Linked DNA regions of Homo sapiens: region 2 is linked to region 1. A link is an interaction called in ENCODE POLR2A ChIA-PET data of the cell type or tissue named here. Cell type or tissue: Panc1. All regions are shown on one strand. Links, peaks and the distances in the headings refer to the core of each region. The heading gives the core; the rest is flanking DNA.

Region 1 (4,408 bases), core at 323-4,322:
TTACCAATCAAGTAAATATTGTATATTCAATATTTTTAATCCATTTTTTCACTTGGTCTTCAAGGTCAAGGTAAAACACTTTAACAGTTTTGGAAACAGTTCTACTGCTACTATTGTTACTGTGTATTTTTCTCAATAAACTACAAAACTTAGGCTTCAGAATTTCACACCATGTTTTTTTAAACAGGGAATTTACTAAAATATAAACATGGAATAATTAGAATATGTGATTTTTGTCTTTTGGCATATTATGTGTGGATAAAACTCCTTGGATCTGCTAAAATCATCCCAGAATTTTGGAGTTTTTTGTTTTTGTTTTTGTTTTTTCCCAAGGCCAGAGATAGAAGATTGCATTTTCTAAAACCAACACATAATGCTTCAGATCAGGGCAAACTCTGATACTTTATGTTCAGGATCTTCTGCCAGAAGGTGTTTCCTTTGTTGATTCATCAATTATGCACAGTGCTCTGTGTAAGGCACTGTGTAGAGTCCAGACCATGCCCTCTGGAACCAGACCGTCCCCTGGACGAGAGAGAAAGCATATATTTTACTAGCCACGATACAAGGTAAACTTTGGTAAGTACCACAGGGATGATGAGGTAAAGTATTAGGGAATTTCAAAGGAAGGAGAAATGTCTCCCACTGGTGGAAGACTTTGAAGGGCTTTTTAAGTTTAGTGAATGGTAAAGGAAGAACATAAAAGATACTGCCATTAGATCAGGCACTGAGAAAGCATTGGTGATCCAGATCCTGAATCATGAGAAAAGAGAATTTGGGTGACAGCAGTACTTCCATCTTGGGAGCCCCAGAAGCTCCAAGGACGCTGTTAATTATAGGCCAGTAGAGGAGAACACTTCTGTTCACTTGATCCATCCTCAGTTACGGTGAGTCAGATTGCATTGTAGCCATTTATTTTTCTGGCTTCATGAGGAGCTGATGAACTCCTGGAGGGCAGAGACCTTGTCTTTCCTTTTCTAGCATGTAGCCAGGCTCCAGCAAATTACAGACACTCAACATGTGACTGTGTTGTGAAATGCAAGACCTATCAAAACAGAGAAACCAGGCAGGAAGAATGGGTTTCAGTGATGCCAGTATAGTTTAAATCCCTCACAGACAGAAGTTTTGGGGTCTGTCGAGGACAGTGCATTCAGGTCATGCAGGCATGAGGCTGGGTCTGAGCTGCTTCCAGAATAGGCCAGGGTTGGCTGGGCTACAGTGGCACACTGAGCCCAGGGAAGGTAGACTTATGCATTAGTCAGCCTTGCTCAGTCAATAAGGCTGGGTTTTTCTTTATTAGCCTCTGGCTTGAAGTTGGTGGTGGTGACATGAGACTTGAACACAGACATGTAGATGTAAGGATGCTTAAATAAGAAAAAACAACAATAGCAACAACAAAAACCCAACAATGTTGGAGTAAAAACTTGACTCAAAAGTCAAAGCTTAGAGAATACTTTCATTTTACTCTTAAATGTTTTTGGATGCATAGTATTCTAAAGGGGTAAGTTACAGATAAATCTGGAAAAAATAATGTAGAAGAGTAATTTTCAGAAAGTCTTGGCTCCTCTCTGTCTCCTCAAAGGCAAGACATGGACAAACGAAACCACTAGCCACCTGACTGGTTGCTGTAAGGATCCAGAGTCATGAAAAATTTCTGATGTTGGGGAAAATGCCATCTTCACACAGCTCCTCCTTTTGACTCTAAATTAATTTTTAGGCACTATTAGTTGGCCTGATGCACAATGTTTTCCAAAATACAAGAAGGGAGTTCATAGAAGAGACTAATATAGACAATGGTATATTCAAGGGCACTTAACTTCAATTGGTCAAGTTAAGTGTCTCTCGAATTATGCTTCTTGGACTGCCCATGTCAGAATCATCCAGCAAGTGGGTTAAAATGCAGATTTATCAGCTCCATTCAAGACTTAATCAATCAGAATCTCTGAGAAAAGAGTTCCAGAAATCTGCATCTTAAAACACACTTGTCACCCATTCAAGTGATTCTGTTGTATACTAAAATGTATGAATCACTGCTACATTCTGCAGCCTTTATGAACTAAAGAGTTCCTCTCATTGTGTTTGAAGATTAAGTTACTAAGCCTATGTGTTCTAAGGTCTCTTTTCCCTATCAGCCCAGAGCATGGAGCTGGAGGAAGTGGAAGCAAGGCTGAAGTAGACAAAGTAGGTATGGAAGGTCCTTGCATAAAGAGGGGCTGGAGTTCTAAATACAAGGAAGCCGAATACAACGGTTGGAACAAACTGGAAATCATTATGTTGGCAGACAGACAAGGCAGACAAAAAGCGGAGGACTCAAAAAAAGCAGACAAAAAGTGAAGGATTGCCAAATAGCTAATCAATGTATGTGGTTAAAACTTCATGTTAAAAACTAGAACATTGGGCATGGTGGCATGCATCTGTAGTTCCTGCTACTCTGGAGGTTGAGGCAGGGGGATCTGTGGAGCCAAGAGTTGGAGACAGCCTTGGCAACATAGCAAGACCCTGTCTAAAAAAAAAAAAAAATTAAATAAGGAACAAAGTCCACACCAGGCAGATCAGGAAAATGGAAGATCAGATCTGGGATGGCTACAACATAGAGAATCCAACTATATAAAGCTAAGTTTGTCCTCAGCCAACAGTCTTTAATTTTTTTTTTCTAAATAACAGGATCTATGGACCTAAATTGGGCTAGACTGAGACTTGAAGACAATTAGGAGAGGAGTGAAGTAGAAAATTAAAATACGTAGTACTACCCAGCCATTATTTCCTTCCTAAGAAACAGTATACAGTTTAAGTTCCTCAGCACTGTAGGACTTGTTTAAATAAAAACAACAGTTAATATTCATTGAATCCCTCTATGTACTAGGTACAGTTTTAAGCATCTTGCATGTATTCACTCATTTAATCCTCATAACAATCCTATGAAATAGGTACTATTGATATTGCTGTCCTTCAGATGAGAAAACAAGTAAAGAGAGGTTAAGCAACTTGCTCAAGGCCAGGTGGCCCCAAGTGCAGAGTCAGGATTTGAACTCAGGCAGTCTAAATTCAGGGTCTGAATTCTTAACCACTATTTTATACTGTCTGCTGCAGCATAAGTATGTCTATGGATTTTATACAGAAATCAACTCTCAGTTGTTGGATTTTATACAGAAATCAACTCTCACTTGCAATGAACTATTAAGGCTCAATCATTGTTGATGCTGTTATTTAATACAATTAGGAAGGCAATTTAGATGTTCTCTGTACAGCATTGCCTACTGTTTATGTTTAAAATGTACTCAATCCAATGTCTTATGTATAAATGCTAACATCTGAAATCACAAATATCTGATCTGTGATGTGATGTGGTTTCAAAGAAAACAATGCCAACGTAATTTTCATGGTAGGAAGGCAACCAAAGAAACTCCAGGAATCCGAGTGTGTCTGTGTGTGTGTGTGTGCAATTGATTATTTTGTTCTGCATGCATTCTTTTTTTCTTTATTCAGTGTTGGCTCAGATTTTGTGGACTTGTTCAAACATTTATTTTGAAATGTACCAGTGCACGTACACAGAAGAAGCTACACTTTTTATCTTACATCTCTAGAGTTTGTCTTCTTGCTTGAGGCTCCATGGCACACCATAGCTTAAGGGAAGGGAGAAACTTAAAGAAAGAAAACCCAGGTTGAATAAGAAAGCCTTATGATTATAAAACAAAGTGGAGTTATTTTCAAAGTGAATAAGAAATAAATGAAACAGAATAACATTTCCTAATGGTTTTGTCATGTTTTTATGACACTCACAGTTTTATTTACATTTGTAGATTGCTTTCTCTTTTTAAAATCCAGAATCAAGGATGTCTCTGGTAAGGACTAACCTTTCAAACTGCACTGACAATTGTTGGTGACTGCTTTATAGTTACCCCTAATTAAACACTGTTATCTCTCTCCATCATGCACATTTGAAATCCTTTTTAAGATAGCAGCAACTGAAAACACACATAACACACACACACCACCCCACATTAGAAGTGTGAACAACAGAAACAGAAACATAGACAAGGTTGCAGAGAGCAAATGTGAACTTTCCCTCCAGCATCTAGAGAATAAAGGCCAAGCCAGAAGGTTTTTAAGTTTATATGAACACATTTGATTTTGCATTCTCATCTGAGAAACTTTAGATTACTGGTTTGGGAGATGTCACTATGTGTCCAGTTGGAAATGTAGTCCAATGCATGGCAAATATAAATTAATGTATGTGAAAATATAAACTAGTGACAGCAAAAAGATGTACAAAACACATGTGTTCTAGTATAATTCTATCACAGGGAGATTCTGCTTTTGTTTCATTTTCTGTTTTTATGCTTTCTAATAAGTTGTTAAAATTTTCAAATAAAGTAATAAAATGCATTCCTGGCTTATTTGGTGAACTATA
Region 2 (4,408 bases), core at 181-4,180, 120 kb before region 1:
CAATTCCCACCTATGAGTGAGAACATGCGGTGTTTGTTTTTTTGTCCTTGCGATAGTTTACTGAGAATGATGATTTCCAATTTCATCCATGTCCCTACAAAGGACATGAACTCATCATTTTTTATGGCTGCATAGTATTCCATGGTGTATATGTGCCACATTTTCTTAATCCAGTCTATCATTGTTGGACATTTGGGTTGGTTCCAAGTCTTTGCTATTGTGAATAATGCCGCAATAAACATACGTGTGCATGTGTCTTTACAGCAGCATGATTTATAGTCCTTTGGGTATATACCCAGTAATGGGATGGCTGGGTCAAATGGTATTTCTAGTTCTAGATCCCTGAGGAATCGCCACACTGACTTCCACAATGGTTGAACTAGTTTACAGTCCCACCAACAGTGTAAAAGTGTTCCTATTTCTCCACATCCTCTCCAGCACCTGTTGTTTCCTGACATTTTTTAATGATTGCCATTCTACCTGGTGTGAGATGGTATCTCATTGTGGTTTTGATTTGCATTTCTCTGATGGAGCTGGCCATTTTATACTATTTGTGCCCCTAAAAAGTGATTTGGAAATTGGATTTCAAAGACAGTTAAACTAAATTCTAAATACACTAGGGAAGTGCTTCTTGACTTGGGATTCATGGAGCAAACTTCATACTCCAGGAGTTCATAAGACTATACTCAAAATGTGGTTTATGTGCAAATATAAGTGTTATTTTCTGGAAAGAAAATTTCAGAGCTTTTAATTAGATCGCAAAGGGATTTATAATTTCAAAAAGGTTAAGAATCATTAGTAGGAGAACATATTGGAAATGCTATAGCAGATTCCTCTGTAAAGCAAAGACTAATTTATCTATATTACATATAATTGTTTATTGTTAGTCTATTGTTTTAGACAAAGCCATTAGACTCATTTCTATCTAGAGTAATATGGGCATATTCATGGCTCCGTGGAACTTGCATATGCAGGGAAATGAAATTAATCAAGTATTATTCACAGGAAATTTTTAAAAATTACATTTATGCTTATAAGGAAATATTCATTATTGTTATTACTATTATTTCTTAGACCAAAACTGACTCAAAACTGAAAACTATAAGCTAACCACTAAGTTATGTTTTATATTGAATATTTTTATATCTAATACATGAAAGCAATTTTGACTGATTAAAAAAATCAAATTGAACAGTTATCTTGTGTGATGACCTTATAATATTTTTATGAGTATGAACTTAAGATCATTGAAAGAAGTGGAAAATTTTAATAAACTATTTTATCATTGTTTTTATCTGGAGCTAAAAATGTTGATTTATCCCAAATCAAAGATTTTTAACAGCGTTCCTGGGATAAGTGAGGAACATAGCCCATCTTCGTAGATTAGCAATGTTTATTACATGTTAAATAAAAATATTTTTATATTCAAACACATACCAATGTATTGATGAAAAAAATTTGCATTATTTTTTAATACAAGCCACAAGACCAAGCAATTTAAATATTGCAGTGGGTAATTTCTGTTTTATCCTCTTCACCCCAGAACACTGAAGACTCTTTGGATACAACATTGGTTGTTAGTAGCACTCTAAACATAATATTTTTTAAAAAGGTAAATCATTTGTCTCATGACCTAGAATGAAACTAGTACAATAATTACAAATAATTTTGTTTGTCTACATACAGAATTTTAGATTGGTGCTGTTTTACGAACAATACTGCACTTTTATGGTTATTTTGTGCAATTTTATAGTAATAGATATTTCTAGGTTCTCTGGTTTTCTTATACATGTTGATTTCTTGTTCTACAAACTACGTATTTGCAAAAATGGAGTAGAGATTTTAATTTGTAATCCACATTCTCATGAATTAATACCTATCCCCTTCTATTTTTCCCAAAGCTAATCAGAAAAGTTATTTTCTCTCTCTACAATACCTAACCTTTAGATACTTTTCTTTCATTCCACATGCAACCATTTAATCGATCAATAGCAATAAGAATGACAATGGCTATCGTTTGTAGAATATTTATTATATTCTAGGTACTGTGCTAAACTCTTCTGTATACGTGATTTTAAAAAATCCTCACACGTATCTTTTATGGTGGAAATACTTTTACTTCACAAATGAGGAGACTGAGGCAATAAACATGAGTAACTTTCCTGAAATAACACAGCTATGTCTAAGAAATTGGATCTAAAACTCAGCTATGATTCCAAACTCTTAACTATTACCTTGTAATCCTATCAATTTTTTAAATCTTTAATGTCTCACTTTTTTTTGTAGAAATCAGTCTGCATTGTGCTTTTACACATAATCTTCTTGTTATGACACCTGAGGAGCAAGAAGTGGAGAATTCTTAAGCAAGGAGGTGGTCTTTGTTCTGCATTTGGAAGGAGCTAAGCTTACTGCAGGTGTAATGAAGGCAAGTGGATGTCGGAAAGCGGTACAAACTTGTGTAAAAGTACGGAAGGAAAAGTGACAACTTGGTGTGCCTGGAGTGAAAGGTATGTGGTATGATATGCAGGAGATGAATGTGGTGCCAAGAAATTTAGAGGGCTAATCTATAACAGGGCTTGGTTGCCATGCTGAGGAATTTTGGAGTCTTAGTGATATGAGGGAGCCTTTGGAACCTACTAAGGGGGCAACTTGAGCAGGGTTTTTTTTTTTTGTTTGGTTGGTTTTTTTTTTTTTTTTTTTTAGGAAGATCATTCTGGCAGTGTTTCAGACAGTAAAGGGGACTGCCTGGTGTGTGGATGACAAGTTAGATGGTTTTTGCAAGAGCCACGGTGAGAAATGATCGGGAGCAATGAAATAAATGGCAGAGGGAATAGGACACTGGGGACAAAATTAGAGGGAAATCCTGAAGGGATCATTGGCATAACCTGGTAGCTAGTAGCCTCAGGAGTTTGAGGGAGAAGGAAGAATTGAGGATGTCCTGAATATTTGAATGAAAGTAATAACGTTTCCACAATCATTCTGTCATAAGTATGGACACAACTGTTGGCTTCCATTAAATTTAATGTGATTTCATTATTTGAAACCGATGGCCTCATTTAATTTAACATGCTATCATGCTAACATGTAAAAAAATTATGTATTCTGCAATTTTCAGTTATCATAAAGTCACAAAAAATTTCTGATGAAATTTTTCTGTCAAAAATAGCCAAATGAAGTATTTTAAAACAAATTTATTTGTTATAAAGTATAACAATATACCTAGAAGACATTATGATTGTGTAATAATATACCTAGAAGACAATTTACAGTAGAATCCAAATGGTGTTTATTGTGTGATCCACTGCGTAGTGGTTAAATGTGAGATCATTTGAGGGAAAAGATTGACTCTAGATTTTGGGGAATTTTTTATTGAAAGCAATTTATTAAAATAAGAAGTGATAACATTTGGATTCATTTAACATCCAACTGGACTGTAATCTAGTATACCATCCAGAATATGCCATGCTTTACTCAAGTTTCAGCTCTAGCTTGTACCAAAATTGAGACAAAAGGGTCAAATAGAAAGTGACCCAAATTCAACACAATTGTCAACTTATTAAATGAGTGAGCATGTATGAAACAAATTTGTCAAACAATGTTAATTCTTATCTAGAAGGACTGGAGAAAAGAAGAGAAATATGGGCCTGAAATGTGGCAGAAAGTAATAGTTCTCTGACTGCATCTGGCAAGTTTTTCTAAAAGCTGATACATTAAGAAAATGAAAAGTAAAGGCCAGACTGGGAAAAAACGTTTGAAATGCAAAGGATTTTTATCCAGAGCATATAAAACTGTTTTGAATGAATAATAAAAAGATAAAAACCCTAATTTTAAAAGAATAGGCAAAAGACTTGAATATTATAAAATAGAGGATGCATGCATGACCAATAAGCACATGAAAAGATAAATCCAAATGAAAGCCACAGTGATACCATTTCATACCAGCTAAAATGGTGAAAATTAAAGAGCCACCATGACAGTGAACAAAACAACATGGAGCAACTGGATCTTTCATACATTACTGCTGAAAGTGTAAAATGACACAGATGTTTTGGAAAAGTATTTGGCAGTTTCTTTTAAACCTTCATCTGCCCTATAGTCTAGCAGTTCCACTCCATGGTATTTACCCAAGAAAAACAAGTAAGTGTGCCCATAAAACAACATGCGCAAAAAAGTTTATACTAACTTATTCATAATGGCTGCAAACTGGAAACAATGCAGATAATGGATATACAAATAATGATATATTCATACAATAAAGTACTAGATAGCAATTAAAGAGAACAAATAAGAATGCAACAATATAGATGAATCTAAATTATCAAAATGAAACTAGACACAAAAGAGTACATACTGCATAGTGCCACTTATATGATTTCAAGAATAGGTAAAAATTAATTTATGGTGAGAA

Evidence for each region. ChIA-PET counts read pairs that join two places held together with the same protein. Peaks named below come from ENCODE experiments on the same cell type or tissue, not always from the same donor. Only the 100,000 strongest peaks of a DNase experiment are listed, where the experiment ranks them.
Region 2: POLR2A ChIA-PET joins it to region 1 with 12 read pairs; 2 of 35 experiments call an interaction of 5 or more read pairs at or near these places.

The regions. Positions count from the first base shown.
Region 1 is chr9:21,582,778-21,587,185 of GRCh38, reverse strand. No RefSeq gene overlaps it. Among named protein-coding and RNA genes, the nearest start is that of MIR31HG, 25 kb to the right of the region's middle. In Panc1, for the core only: CTCF peaks have their summits at 444 and 659; no DNase peak of the experiment used is centred there; H3K27ac peaks cover 4,000 bases.
Region 2 is chr9:21,701,016-21,705,423 of GRCh38, reverse strand. It overlaps LOC107987026 (a long non-coding RNA gene), which reads left to right. Exons shown (of 3, transcript XR_001746563.3): 2 at 2,287-2,507. Among named protein-coding and RNA genes, the nearest start is that of MTAP, 99 kb to the left of the region's middle. In Panc1, for the core only: no CTCF peak of the experiment used is centred there; no DNase peak of the experiment used is centred there; H3K27ac peaks cover 1,373 bases.